Linked DNA regions of Homo sapiens: region 2 is linked to region 1. A link is an interaction called in ENCODE POLR2A ChIA-PET data of the cell type or tissue named here. Cell type or tissue: PC-3. All regions are shown on one strand. Each heading gives the region's core, and the rest is flanking DNA. Links, peaks and the distances in the headings are about the cores only. Region 1 has its middle 5.6 kb from the start of CXCL8. Region 2 has its middle 30 kb from the start of UMLILO.

Region 1 (2,924 bases), core at 425-2,924:
ATCTCAAAACTCATACACAATCTGAATTATTTTTTAATTTTGTTTTCTTTTTATGTGAAATAATTATGTAGCTTTTCTTGAATATATCTATTTTGGGGAAATGAAGAGAATTATGGAAGAACTAAAATGTAACCCTTCTCTTCAGCCTCCTTTTGCCATTGACACTGCTTTTCAGTAGATTTGTGAAGGAGGCTACCTCAGTTGAAAGTAGTACTCAGTTTTGATCTTTTTCTAGATGGATTTGGGTCTTACTCTTATAGGTCACAAGAATATGAAAGGTCACTCAAATCTTGCCTTTATATACCATGAGTGTTCTCTTCCTCCTCATTCTGCTCCTTATCCATCTCCACTTTCTCTTTTGAAAACTTCAAAAAACGTTTTCTGAATTCTGTCCAGGACATATCCAGAAAGAGCAGGCACCATTCAGAAAATGCCACTTCTCTTTCAATTGATTTGACTTAAAGGTAGTACACATAGGATTAGCTCATTATTGTCAAATGTAATACCTCCAACTTACCCTTTACTGATTTTAGCCCTTAGGGGTTTATAAGGGAGTTCAGTAAACTCCCTGAAACTTCATGCCAGCATTCATCCTTGAGGCTGAGCAGAAGGTATAAAACTTTCATTATATTTTCAAAGACTTAAATGGTTAAAGTAAGAAAGGTTAAGAACCACTGAGATAATACTTAAAATGGAAGCTAAACTGTTTTAGTCTTAGCACAGTCAACGTTAATTAGACAAAACCTATAGAACACCATTTATATTCACTCTCTGGCCTCCAGAAACAGTGTGTGGTCCCTTGGAGTCTCCACAGTTCTGTGAAATGCAGTTGATGGGAAAGAGCAAGCAGCAGAGCCTCTCCCCCAGTGGTGGACTTCAGTTGCCAGGACTTCCCGCATGCTGCTCACCATCCTTTATGCCACTGTATCCTAACCTGTTATTTCTTACCCTTGCCTTCAAGGAGCCTAGAAGATATCGGATGGTTAATTCACCAGTGGAATGAAACTGCTGTTTGGCTGCACAGTTTACTGCTTTATCTATCCACCACTGCTAAATTAGAGCACTAACTAAAACTGTATTTTCCATGCTAAGTTCTTCTCTGTTCATGGAAATAAAATAATTGTCCCCAAGGGAGAACAAAAACAAAGATAAGCATTTTCGTTTTCTTTCGTTGACATTGTTCTTGTTTGGATAGGTTGCAAGAACTGGGAAATTTCTGCTTTCATTCAAGAAATGTTTGTAGAACATTGTTACATGCAGGCACTAATCTGGAAGCTGGAACACAGTCTAAATAAAGCAGTTGTAGTCTCTGATTTTGTGGAATTTCCAGTCAAGTGGGTGAGACAAATATCAATAAATGGTTACACAAATGGGTGGAGAGCTCATCATTTCAATGGAATCCATCAATGTGGAATGTCTATGTGGGTTAAACTTTGTCTTAAATACTTCAGTCACCCCAAGGCCAAAGTGAGGAGAAAGATGCAGTTAAGATGAAGCTCATATTGTGAAACAAAAACTTTAAAAATAAAAGTTTTAGGAGAGTTGTGAGAAACAAAATATAGAAATTATAGCATAGTAACTGCTTTTTTTCCCTAAGTCACTTTCTTCAAGTTGCTAAGAGTTTTATCTCAACTGAGCTTTTAAAAATTTTACATCTATTTATAAAAATAATAGATCAAAATAATAAAGAAACTTTTGAGAAAATAAGAAAAACATCACTACATATCACTACAGAATCATAACCACCTTTGAATCAGCATGAAAACTTTTCTTTTTTTCCCTTAGTCATTTGACTTATTGCTTGGTGTGAGTCTTGTTTACCACAAGACACAATTAAATGCACGCATCAGTTCAGTCATTTCTAACATAGCAACTTCCCTTTTTGCCAAGTGATCTCATTTCCTATTTTTTTGGAAAGAAATACTAGTAACATGTAACGTGATCACTGCCATGTCAAAGATACATTTTTTTTGTAAACATTGGAGTAAATAATGCCTAAGTGTTTTAGAATAAATCTAATAAAGAAATTAGGTCTACACATAATTTTGTTTTACTTTTTTTTTTTTTTCTTGCGACAGGCTCTCTGTCACCCAGGCTGGAGTACAGTGGCATGATAACAGCTCCCTGCAGCCTCGACCTCCCTGGCTCAAGTGATCTTCCCACCTCAGCCTCCTGAGTAGCTGGGACTACAGGCATGCACCACCACGCCCGGCTAATATTTGTATATTTTTGTAGAGACAGAGTTTCATCATGTTGCCCAGGCTAGTCTTGAACTCCTGGGCTCAAGTGCTCCACCTGAATTGGCCTTCCAAATTACAGGCATAGCCACCACAGTGAGCCCTTTTTTTTTTTTAATAAATTTAACAAAGAAAAGAAATAGCTACAAGTAAATATTTACTTTTTTTTTTCATATTGAAGATTGGCTGATCTTAGCCTTTCTAAGTCCTTAATAAATGCCTGTTTACACAACTGGTGTCTTCCCCTAAACCTAAACTTCAAACTTCAAACTCCAAACTCCACCGATTTGGATAGTATTAGAAATGGCATTCATATTAATGGTTATAGTACATTTTTTTACATGTGAATGCAAATGGAATTGTTAGGCATTAAAAAAGAAAGCTTATATAGTGGAAGAAAATAAAGCATCTAGACATAAGCTTTAAGAGATCTATTGTGTTAATACAGCTTTACTTTTTGAGTGGTAAGCTTTTAAAAAGAAATGTGGTGCTCTAACTCCAGGAAAAGATAAGGGTGACTGAAGTGATAGTCTAGAGGAAAAAGATGCAGACATTTACTGAGTACCTCCAATGTGCCAGGTGCCATTCTGGGCATTTTCATTATGTTTCCTCATTTAATTCTCATGGTGATCCTTTGGAACTGTGTTATTCTCATTTTTACAGATGAGGTAACTGAGAGACAGTCAG
Region 2 (2,924 bases), core at 236-2,735, 55 kb before region 1:
TACTCAAATCCTGGTCAAATAAGGCAACTGGAGAACTTTATCCAATCCACTTGTTTCTCTACTTCACCTCCTTTTTCTGTACCTCACTTTCCTTTTGCTGTCCATAAATCTCCCACCATGTGCCTGTGCTGGAGTCTCTCTGAATCTGCTGTGATTCTGGGGGCTGCCCAATTCGTGAATCGTTCATTGCTCAATTAAACTCCTTGAAATTTGATTAGGCACCCGGGGGCAGTGGCTCACACCTATAATCCCAGCACTTTGGGAGGCCAAGGTGGGTGGACCACCTGTGGTCAGGAGTTCGAGACCAGCCTGATCAACCTGGTGAAACCCTCTCTCTACTAAAAATACAAAAATTAGACAGGTGTGGTGGTGGGCGCCTGTAGTCTCAGCTCCTCGGGAGGCTGAGGCAGAAGAATCGCTTGAACCCAGGAGGCGGAGGTTGCAGTGAGCCAAGATGGCACCACCGCATTCCCTCCTGGGAAACAGAGCGAGACTGCCGAAAAAAAAAATTGGTTGAAGTTTTTCTTTTAATAGGATTTAGGCAGCATACATGATGCCAGCCTGCAACTATACCAGCCATAAGTGGAGTTGATTACATAGAGTATTCGGGGGGTGGGGGAGTGGGGATGAAAAAGAGTGGGAAGACAGCAGGAATATATTGAAAGTGAAAAGTTGACAAAATTAGTAGAACTTCAGGATTGGTTAGTTATTGAAGGTCAGAGGGAGTAGTGAAGAATAATTCTGTTTCATGGACTCTGTTGGTTGGATTCTAATGTCATCAAAGGAGAAAGAGTAAGTTCGGAGAGGAAATAATGAGGTCAGATTAAAACTGCACTTTGGCTGTTGGCTATTCATTCCTATTGATCATACAATGTTAAGTTTATTAAAGCACTATCCATTTTTAGTGATATCTCAAAATGCTAAATTCAGGCAAGGAGTTTATAGCATTTCAGGACCTGGGCTAAGTGATTTTAAGGCAGGTTCTGCAAGGAGGGTAGTAGAGATGAGTGAGGACAGTGAAGCAAAAGTCTTGAAGCAAGTCTGGATGAGAAATTATTTAGTCTTCATAAATAAGCTGTCTGGCTCACAGCCTTAAATTTCAGGAAAGGGTATTTCCTGGATGAAGCAGATAAATTATTTTGCTTGGCCCAGTATTATTTAATATATACACGCAAAGAGTATATGCAGCCCCATGACCCCCTGTAGTTTAATGCAGGGACTAAGGAATTATCAAGATGTGAATGGAACATTCAGGCAGATGAGTTCACCAGGCTATCTAGAAACTAGGCGTGGAAATGGAAATAATGATTTCAAGTCGCCTGAACAGAACATACTTTCTGACTCAAGCAGGAACTCAATAAAATACCTTGCAAATCTCCTCTGAGGGGGTATTCTATCAAGGATCATTCAGGAGACTAAAACTTGGGAATGCTCCCAGAATGTTAGTCACTTGCATCCAAACCCAAGAGGGAAGGATCAAGTCAACATGATCTTCTTCCTCTTCTCGTTTTATTCTCTTTGGGATCTCTCAAGCTAAGAAATTACACTGCACATTTCTTGTGACCTCCAGCAGAGCTTGAGGAAGAGAAGAATATCTAAATAACTGTTAGATTTATTCATATTTTGAAAGTTTTATCAAGCTTCCTGAACTTGACCAGTTAAGCTAGACTGACAAAACCAAGGTTGGAATTTTTTATAAAGGAGGGATGGAGAGATGCAGGTCATTATATATATCAGCTACCTCCTCATCGAGCCTCTATCCCTAAACTTTAGCCACTGCTTCACTATCAGAACAATTAAAGATTTAAAACACACCTTATAAATGTTCCTTCTAGGAAAATTACAGGTTTATAGTCATCTCCAGAAAATAAGGAACAAATATGCTTTTACATTGTCCATGATCTGTAATTGTTTTTTGAGATGAAGCCATTTTCAAGCCTTTGGAAGGGATAGCAGAGGAAAAACCAGGTGGCAGAAATGACCTTGACTATTTTTCCACCTGCCCAGTGTTTTAGCTTGTTTTAAAGGATGATCAAATGTATTGGATGTATTTAATTAATGCATTCAACAAATTAGACAGGTGTGTGTTTTTTAGACACCTACTATATGCCAGCAGTATTATAGGATCTGGGATACAACAATGGACAAATAAATGTCTCTGCTCTTCTAGAGCTTGCATTCTAGTCACAGACACAAGCAAAAAATAAAAACAAATGAATATATTTGGATAAGTATATATGTTGGGAGTTACCAGGGCTGTGAAAAAAATATAGCTGAGGAAGAAATACACATTCATAGGAGAATGCTTATCTTAAAAGGAGGGAGGTAGGCCTCTCATTCAATATTTGAGCTCAGACTTGAAGGAAGTGAGAGAGAGAGCATGCATATATATATCTGGGTGAAAAACATTCCAAGCAAAGGGAACAGCAAATGTGCAAATGCTCTGCAGCGACTCTCTGTGTATTAATGGCATGTTAATAGAAGGAAATGGGCTCTCATTTCCACTTAAGTAGTAATATCTGGTGGCAGTGCTGTGGGACTAGCCAGGGTTGGTATAGAATACACCAAAGAGGGTATTGGTAGAAACCTAGGTGGAAACTAAGTGTCCATCAATGGATGAATGAATACAGAAAATGTGGTATATATACACAACGGAATACTATTCAGCCATAAAGAAGAATGAAATCCAGCCTTGGTGACTACATGGATGAACTGTTAAGTGAAATAAGCCAGGCACGGAAAGACAAATACTGCATCATCTCACTTATATGTGGAATCTTGAAAATTTGATCACATAGATGCAGAGTGGAGTGGTGGTTACCAGAGCCTGGGGGTGGTGGGGGTAGGGGGAGATGTTGGCCAAAGGATACATACTTACAGCAGGATAGAAAAAATAAATTTCAAGGGATCTACTATAAAGCAAG

The links. Peaks named below come from ENCODE experiments on the same cell type or tissue, not always from the same donor. Only the 100,000 strongest peaks of a DNase experiment are listed, where the experiment ranks them.
Region 2: POLR2A ChIA-PET joins it to region 1 with 6 read pairs; 5 of 35 experiments call an interaction of 5 or more read pairs at or near these places.

The regions. Positions count from the first base shown.
Region 1 is chr4:73,733,542-73,736,465 of GRCh38, forward strand. No RefSeq gene overlaps it. Among named protein-coding and RNA genes, the nearest start is that of CXCL8, 5.6 kb to the right of the region's middle. In PC-3, for the core only: no CTCF peak of the experiment used is centred there; DNase peaks (open chromatin) are centred at 1,400 and 1,850; H3K4me3 peaks cover 405 bases; H3K27ac peaks cover 2,500 bases.
Region 2 is chr4:73,678,706-73,681,629 of GRCh38, forward strand. No RefSeq gene overlaps it. Among named protein-coding and RNA genes, the nearest start is that of UMLILO, 30 kb to the right of the region's middle. In PC-3, for the core only: no CTCF peak of the experiment used is centred there; a DNase peak (open chromatin) is centred at 1,386; H3K27ac peaks cover 2,500 bases.